3 separate regions of the Homo sapiens genome follow, and regions 1 and 3 are each linked to region 2. Evidence: chromatin contacts called from ENCODE Hi-C or POLR2A ChIA-PET data. All regions are on one chromosome and are shown on one strand. The core of a region is the stretch at or near the end of the contact, and the rest is flanking DNA. Distances in the headings are between cores, read along the strand shown. Region 1 overlaps CLK3 (CDC like kinase 3). Region 2 holds the start of EDC3 (enhancer of mRNA decapping 3). Region 3 overlaps CSK (C-terminal Src kinase).

Region 1 (2,700 bases), core at 30-2,529, 65 kb before region 2:
CCTCGAAATTTTGGGAAGAACTAGGCAGGACTGAGGTGAGGGGGAGGGAAGACCTAGACATGGCCAGGAAGCCTCTGTCAACTGCATTTGGTGCTCGGACAAGTGAATTTCGCAGAGGTGATCTCTACCCACCTGTCAGGACTTTGCATGTGGGGGCAGAGGCATCAACCCAGCAAGACACCTAGTAGCCTGGCAAGTTCCGAGCAAAACGTTAAACAGGCATGAAAGGAAAGGAGCTGCTCATTGTCCAGGAGGGCGGAAGTAGAGTCCTCCAAGGAGGCATCACTGCCTCCTCGATCCAGTCCAGCAAGGCGTCCCAGAGGCAAGGGGACCTGCTGTGGCTTCCCACGACCCTGCCGTCACACTGAGGCACCTTGTGTCCCTGAGCAGAGTTACATGCTCCAAGACTCCCTGGAGCACGTGCAGCTGTTTGACCTGATGAGGAGGATGTTAGAATTTGACCCTGCCCAGCGCATCACACTGGCCGAGGCCCTGCTGCACCCCTTCTTTGCTGGCCTGACCCCTGAGGAGCGGTCCTTCCACACCAGCCGCAACCCAAGCAGATGACAGGCACAGGCCACCGCATGAGGAGATGGAGGGCGGGACTGGGCCGCCCAGCCCCTTGACTCCAGCCTCGACCGCCAGGCCCCAGGCCAGAGCCACCCAATGAACAGTGCAATGTGAAGGAAGGCAGGAGCCTGCAGGGGAGCAGACTTGGTGCCCAGCTGCCAGAAAGCACAGATTTGACCCAAGCTATTTATATGTTATAAAGTTATAATAAAGTGTTTCTTACTGTTTGTAACCCCTGGTACCAGTGTGTCCATCTCCAGGCTCCTTGCCTTCCCCTTACCTGACCTTATTAATAAAGTCTTTCTTAGCAGTTCAGCTTGTGGAGAGCTAAGTGTGAACTGGGCCAGGCACAGAAGAGCTAGGCAGGGGTAAGACCAGAATTGGGGACATCCTCTGGGCCCAGGCTGCTGAGCAGTCCTAGATGGCACCTCTGCCCTGCTGGCTTCTGTACCTCTCAGCCCCAGAGAACCTAAGGGAATCAGCCCACCGTGGCTAGCCAGGTGGGGTCTGGTTTTCCACAGCCTGCCAGTCCCATTACTGGCCAGGACTTTAGGCTGTATGTGCCCAACAACTATGGCCTGCTGAGGGCAGGAGACGAGTGGGGCGGGTTCCTAGGCTGGGACAGACAGCACCTCATGACAGCCTACAGAGCAAGTCACACGGCACAGGACTCAGTCAGTCATTCAGCTTTATTTCAGTGCTGGTTTTTGGTTCCCTAAGAGCTGCATGAGTGCTAGGCTTCACCACGTGACTGGGGGCCCCTTGGGAACTGGGTACTATGGGCAGGATGCCCCTGAAAAGAACTGAAGACAGAGGAATCATACTTCTCTTTAATACCTCTGGGGAAGGCCCAGGCTAAGGATGAGGGCAGGGACCAGTCCCAGTGCCCCCTGGGGAGAGAAGAGGGAGAAGCTTGGGCACAAACTCCCAGTGGCCCTGCAAGGCTATCATCCCTGGATCTTGCTGGAGTGGACAGTCTTCTGGGCCAGGGTTGTTCTAGCTTGTTTCTCACTGTACCTAATCAGGGGGCCTAACTGCATTAACAGGCAGCCAGAACCTACCTACCAAAAAGCCTGTAACCTAGACTGCTCCTCAGATTTTGGCCAAGAGAGGGCCCCGGCTTGGGAGCTGCTTGGCCCTGAGAGTGAGCAGAGGCTCAGAGAATACACAGCACAAGGGTTACAGTCCCTGGCCTCTTCCCATCGCTGGAGACAATTTAAGACTGAAGGGAAGATGAGAGGAGGGGCCAGCCCTCTACCCTGGCTCATCTGCTTCTGGCTATGTTCCTACAAGGGAAGTGATAACAGCCTGAAACCCGTGGTACCAGGGCCTACCCTATGTCCACAATCCTTGGTGAGCCCTTCTGTCCACCCATCCACCCGCTCAGCCAGCCTGGGCAGACACAGAGCAGAAGCAGCCTGAAGCCCTGAAGCAGGCTTAAACACAAGTCCTTGACAGGAATCCCTGCCAGGATTCCAGGCATAGATCCTGTTCTACCAGCCTCCAGGGCCTAGAGCTTGGCACCTTAGGATTTGAGCATCAGTGTGTTCCTATGGTTGGAACCCACACCAGCTAGCTCATCCAGAACTAGCCTCATTTTGCCATCTTTGAGACAGGGTGCTGGCCCCAAGCCTACTCATCTAGACTGGACAAATGTAAAAGGTTCAAAGCCCAGATGATGTAAGAGCTGGGGTGGAGCTCAAGCACGGGAGCCCATCTGCCTGCTCTGGGATGACAGCTGCAAAGGACCGTTTCAGGGGAAGGGCAGAGGGGATGAAAGAGTAGGTGGGGCATGTATGTGCGGGCAAAGGGCTGGAGGAGTGGTGGCCTAGGACAGAAGCACCAGGAAGCCTCTTCTGGTTCAGCACCAGGCTCCCCCAGGGATATCCCCATCTGAGGGGTCTGGCCCCAGACTAGGCAAAGGCTCAACCTGCTCAGCTTTGAGGGTGGGGGCGGGCACTGCTGGCAAGATGGGCACTGTGGTTCTACAGTAATATAACCTTATACTACCTGTGCTGAAGACGACAGAACAACATAAAATCCCAATACAGTAACACCATCCTAATGCCGCCCCCTTCCCTACCTCTGAGTGATGGAGGGAAAAGGAGGGAGAGATCCTTGGAAAAATCA
Region 2 (2,700 bases), core at 95-2,594:
TTTAGAGTGCATCTTCTGTAGAAAGGGTAAGTAAACTTTTCATTGGTGTGTGTGTGTGTGTACACACTGAGTGTGCAGGGGCACAATAAGTCATGATGTATAATATATCTAACTGTGGGTCACAGGTAAAAAATTTTGAGACACTTTTCTAGCCCCACAGCCCTATGCCAAGGAGGCTCTACCAAGAAATTGGTAATAAACAAAATGTCATGTTTTTACATCATACAGAGAAACTAGCTAAGAGGATTTTGTGCTCAGTACACGTAATCTGCCATTCATTAAAAAAAAAAAAAAAGATTAGGATCCATCTGGGTGTCCAGTTGAAATACTAAACTGCTTGGAGACAGCCATTTCTGTTTTGGTGGGGTGAAGACCTGTATTTGAGACAGCAGACTGAAATCGGTTTGGTCTGTGGCGAAGGAAGAGAAGAAAAACCATTCTGGGTCGCGAGTTCCTCACCTGTAACCACAGGAGAAGACTGTTGGCTTGGTCAGTTGATTTTCAACTAATCTCCCAATTGAAGAGTTAGGCGAAGCAATTGCTATTGGGAGATTAACTGAAAATTAACTGACCAAGCCAACAAGGACTATGCCTCCCACAAACCAAAACACTTTAACCACTCAGCAAGTCAAGTATTGATACATACAATCAATATCACACAAAGTGTACTGAAAAGAACCACAGACTTGCATCAAAGGCAGAAATGAATCCAGGGATAACTTCCTGGGATTCGAAGATGTGACCTGGTAGGTATAAATTTCTCAGGCATCCTCTTTTTCTACCCTCCAGTTCATCTCCGTCCTCAAGCTATCAGTCATGGATGTGGCACTGGCGTTCTTCTCTGCCACCGTATCTCATTATGCAAAGGGAAACTGAGGCACGAAGAACAGAGTGAGTGAGCCAAAGAACTGCAGCAGCCACCAACAAGGCTGGACTAAGGGCCCAAGCAGCTAATGCCTCACTCCCCACACAATCCCCATACTATTTAGAATCCTGCAGTCCTCAGCCTTCCACCTCAAACCAAACTCCTGGGGCCGCCCGTAGTACGTGGTCCCCTGCTCATCCGATGAAGCCCCCAGCTCTTGCCTGCCTGCCTGCCTCTATAAAGGTCTACGAGGCCTGGAACTCTGAAGCCTAAAGCAACCCCGGCAGCCCCCTCCCACGACCGTCCACAAACCAGTAGCCTCCCTTCGCTCCCACCTCCGCGCCGACGGGCCTGGAGCTCCTCCGCACACCACACCAAGCCGACCACTCAACACCAGAGGACCCACAGAAGAATTCTCTCCACGCCCACCCCCACAGCATCGGCCTTCACCACCGCCGCCGCTGCCGGAAGCGCCCCCACGTCTCCACGCCACCACCGTGAGGTCACTTCCGGCGCGACACCTTGGAATCCAGGGCCGTCAATTGAGGGGCGTGGCACCCGGGAAATTTAAGAGGTTGGAAGAACGTCCCTTCGGCCTTACAGAATTGCGCTTGGGTAGTCATTTTGCCCTCCACGCTTACTTATGTCCTGTGGCGTCTTGGCTGGAATCGGGGCTCTACCCACGACTCCCCAGCCTCGATGCCTGGGCCCCCCTCTTGCAGGCTCGATGAAAAGCACCCGCTTCCCCTCCTGTTACCCCAGCGCCAATCGCAGAGCTGGAGCGGAGGACTTTCAGGGAGGCCTGGTGACGTGACAGCCCCTCCGTGCTAAACTGCAGCTGTGGGACTTAATAAGTGCGACAACCCCCTGATGGATTAAAGAAAACAAGATATTCCTGCCGTGGTCGATCTTCAAAGCGTATCAGCTTCAGCCCTTTTGGGGGTTAAAATCAGCCAGTCCGTGCTTGACTGCTCTCCCTTCCCCCATACTCAGTACACAGGAAAGTGCCGCTCTTCTACCCCTGGCATTTTAGAGTCTTGATTTGTGGGGAGACGGGAAAGCATGCGTTTAGGGCCAAGACCGTGTAATGAGGAATATTGCACAGCCTTGAAGCCTGACACCTGGTTTGGGAACCACTACTTGGGCGAATAGCATAGAGTAGGGTAGCAGTTCCAAACCTAGCTCTACAAAATCAGTTGAAGAACTTTGTAAAATCTACACTTTCTAGGGGACTGCTTCACCCTTCCCCCTCCATCACCAGAGATTCCCTAGGTCAGAAGGGGTCCTTGTCTTTTAAAATTACTGTTATTAATGAACACTTATAGAGCAGTTTTTGGTTCAGGGCAAAACTGAACAGAAAGTACAGAGTTCCCATATATCCCCTGTACACACAGGCACATACACAACTTGTCCCCTCATGGACATCTTGTGCTACAGTGGTACATTTGGTAACAATTGATTACCCAACTTTGACACATCATTATCACCCAGAGTCCATAGTTTACATTAGAGTTTACTCTCGGTGTTGCACATTCTGTGGGTTTTGACATATATGTAATGACATGTATCCACCATTATGGTATCATACACGATAGTTTCACTGCCCTGAAAATCCTCTGTCCTCTGCCTATTTATCCTTCTCAGTCCCCTAACCACTGGCAACCACTGCTCCTTTTACTGTCTCCATAGTTTTGCCTTTTCCAGAATCCCATATAGTTGGAATCATACAGTATGCAGCCTTTTCACATCGGATTCTTTCACTTATGCACTTAAAGTTCTTCCATGTCTTTTCATGGCTTGATAGCTCATTTCTTTTTTGTGCTGAATAATAATAT
Region 3 (2,700 bases), core at 40-2,539, 100 kb after region 2:
TGAAGGAGCATCAGGAGCAAGCAGGGAGGCCAGAGTGAGGGGCTTGGGTGTTGGGGAGGGCCTCAGGAGGAGGTGCAGGGTGCGGGTGCGGGACCTCACAGAGCAGGGCTGGGGGCAGAGGCAGGAGGGTGGCAAAGAAGGGACAGGGAGCAGAAGAAGAGGGCCTCAAATGCCTGACTGAGCGAGTGCGAGCCACGGGTGCCAAGCAGAGGGAACCCCTTCAGAAAGGGGAGCCAGGGTCAGTACCTTTGGGCCACCATGACCTCCAGCCCTGCTGCTCCCCAGTTGGTTCCACGGCAAGATCACACGGGAGCAGGCTGAGCGGCTTCTGTACCCGCCGGAGACAGGCCTGTTCCTGGTGCGGGAGAGCACCAACTACCCCGGAGACTACACGCTGTGCGTGAGCTGCGACGGCAAGGTGGAGCACTACCGCATCATGTACCATGCCAGCAAGCTCAGCATCGACGAGGAGGTGTACTTTGAGAACCTCATGCAGCTGGTGGAGGTGAGCTGGGGGGTACAGAGCCTTGCTCCCACCCTCACACACCCTAAACCCATCTGGGGCCCTGGCTTCTAGCTCCAGCCCCACTGCTTCTGCGTGGTGACCAGCCATGTGGGGCAACTTCTGTGAGCCCTTGTTTCCTCACACCTTGGTGGAGCAGCTGCTGCGTGCCAGGACTCACCTCTGACCCCACAGTGCCACCATGAGGAGGGGAGCCTTATCCTCATTTTATAGACCAGGAGTTGAAGGTTCAGAGCAGTTAGGGGACCCACCTGAGGTCCCACAGATATAATTTGGTGCCAGGACTAGAATCTGAGTCTGTCTGATCCCAGAGCTAACTTTCCTCCAGCCACTCACAGACCTGCATGCTCAGAAGCGTGTGCAGAAACATGAGCCATGCGCCTTGATCGCCAGGGCCCCTGAGGCTCTCGCACCTGCACGGACATGCCCACAGGTCCCTGCAGCTTCCCAGGCCAGCTCTGCCAGCCCTGGCCAGGCCACACCTGGCATCCGGTAGCCACAGGAAGCCTCCCGTGTCCCTCTGTATTCACTCTTATCTCCCTCCCCTACTGGCCTGGCTTGGCCTGTGGCAGGTGAGGGTGGGGTCCTGGGCACTCCTGGCTAGAGGCTGGTTTCAGGACTGAGCCATGGGTTGCCCTCTGCATCAGATACCCATGGGGCCCAGAGTGGTAGCAGCAGCTGAGTGTCCAGCAACCGCATGTAGGGTGGCATGGGAAATGGGCCATACGTCATAATCTGGGACTTCCCTAACCCCTGCCCTACCAGAAATGGGGAGCCCTCCCCACTCAGTGACTCCAGGCTAGGCGGGGCTGGCCTCTGCCGCCCTCTGGTGGTCAGGCCTGGACGGTGCATATGGGGCACCTTGGGCTGTCTCTGAGCACCCTGCCCCCCACACCCTGCAGCACTACACCTCAGACGCAGATGGACTCTGTACGCGCCTCATTAAACCAAAGGTCATGGAGGGCACAGTGGCGGCCCAGGATGAGTTCTACCGCAGTGAGTGCACCCCACCCCAGACCTCTTGCCCACCCACCTCCTCCCACGCAGGCTTCCTGGCACTGCCCCATCCAGGAACCTCCAGAGAACCCCAGTGCCTGATAGTCCAGTCAGCCTCTGTCATCCCAGCCATGTCCCTAGTGGCCTCCAGGCCCTCACTGGCCCCTCCCCACAGGCGGCTGGGCCCTGAACATGAAGGAGCTGAAGCTGCTGCAGACCATCGGGAAGGGGGAGTTCGGAGGTGAGCTGGGCCGGGCCCCCTGGGGGGGTTCTGAGGGACTCCGAACTTGGGAACAAGACCACCTCTCTGCCCCCAGACGTGATGCTGGGCGATTACCGAGGGAACAAAGTCGCCGTCAAGTGCATTAAGAACGACGCCACTGCCCAGGCCTTCCTGGCTGAAGCCTCAGTCATGACGTGAGTGGGGGCGGGGTAGGGGGGAGGTTGGCCTAGGTTAGGAGTGAGGCACCAGCTTCCCCTTTCTGACCACTCTCGTCCTGCCCCAGGCAACTGCGGCATAGCAACCTGGTGCAGCTCCTGGGCGTGATCGTGGAGGAGAAGGGCGGGCTCTACATCGTCACTGAGTACATGGCCAAGGTGGGCACCTGCCGAGACCCGGCACTCAGGCCTTCCAACTGCCCCGAAACCCCCACTGTGCTCTAGGGCCCCTGCTCCCTCAGTCCCCCGACCCCAAGTGAGCTTTTAGGTCACCAGGGCTGGGCTTTTGTCCTGGTTTACCATTCATTGACTGTAACATTGGACAAATCATGTCACCTCCAAGCCTCAGCATCACATCTGGGAAATGGAGATAATAACAACTTAGAGATTTGTGAGAGTCAAGGGATAAGGCATGAATAACACAGAGCAGTGTCCGGCATGGATGTTCTGGCCCCTCCCCACTCCTTCCCTGTCTCACACCTCCCTGGAGTGTCAACACCCACCCGGCCCCAGCGTGCTGTGTGAGAGGGCTGCAGGGCACGTCTGACCTCGGCCTGGTCTGTCCTTCCTGCCCCCAGGGGAGCCTTGTGGACTACCTGCGGTCTAGGGGTCGGTCAGTGCTGGGCGGAGACTGTCTCCTCAAGTTCTCGCTGTGAGTGAAGCAGCCTCTTGGATGGGTAGGGTTTGAGGGGTACCCTGCCCTGCTATGGGAGCCCCAGTCTGAGGGGACATGTGGCTGGCCT

The links. A loop is a pair of places that touch in the nucleus more often than their neighbours do. ChIA-PET counts read pairs that join two places held with the same protein, here RNA polymerase II (POLR2A). Pooled maps may share reads with other maps.
Region 1: a map of head of caudate nucleus shows a loop between it and region 2 (2.2-fold over the local background). The contact joins the enhancer-like site here to the promoter of EDC3 in region 2. A Hi-C loop is called at or near these places in 11 of 168 maps with a recorded cell type or tissue (Caco-2, Calu3, IMR-90 and 7 more) and 13 of 50 pooled maps. POLR2A ChIA-PET finds 5 or more read pairs at or near these places in 9 of 52 experiments (A673, AG04450, CD4-positive, alpha-beta T cell and 6 more).
Region 3: a pooled map shows a loop between it and region 2 (6-fold over the local background). The contact joins the enhancer-like site here to the promoter of EDC3 in region 2. A Hi-C loop is called at or near these places in 9 of 50 pooled maps. POLR2A ChIA-PET finds 5 or more read pairs at or near these places in 4 of 52 experiments (CD4-positive, alpha-beta memory T cell, activated T-cell and naive thymus-derived CD4-positive, alpha-beta T cell).

What each region holds. Positions count from the first base shown.
Region 1 is chr15:74,629,317-74,632,016 of GRCh38, forward strand. CLK3 (CDC like kinase 3) reads left to right here. Exons shown (of 13, transcript NM_001130028.2): 13 at 391-885. The coding sequence ends at 567. EDC3 (enhancer of mRNA decapping 3) reads right to left here. Exons shown (of 7, transcript NM_025083.5): 7 at 1,242-2,700. Among named protein-coding and RNA genes, the nearest start is that of CLK3, 15 kb to the left of the region's middle. RefSeq lists an enhancer at 9-509. Within about 2 kb of position 1,280, at least 3 of the 41 ENCODE cell types and tissues checked have a DNase peak (open chromatin) inside an H3K27ac peak, as active enhancers do; they include OCI-LY7, where a contact is called at or near this core.
Region 2 is chr15:74,694,680-74,697,379 of GRCh38, forward strand. EDC3 (enhancer of mRNA decapping 3) reads right to left here and starts at 1,345. Exons shown (of 7, transcript NM_025083.5): 1 at 1,201-1,345. RefSeq lists an enhancer at 1,305-1,394.
Region 3 is chr15:74,798,987-74,801,686 of GRCh38, forward strand. CSK (C-terminal Src kinase) reads left to right here. Exons shown (of 13, transcript NM_004383.3): 5 at 286-505; 6 at 1,426-1,519; 7 at 1,695-1,760; 8 at 1,837-1,936; 9 at 2,026-2,116; 10 at 2,536-2,609. Among named protein-coding and RNA genes, the nearest start is that of MIR4513, 12 kb to the left of the region's middle. RefSeq lists enhancers at 1-568, 844-1,695, 1,098-1,217, 1,222-1,516, 1,696-2,545. Within about 2 kb of position 1,290, at least 20 of the 41 ENCODE cell types and tissues checked have a DNase peak (open chromatin) inside an H3K27ac peak, as active enhancers do.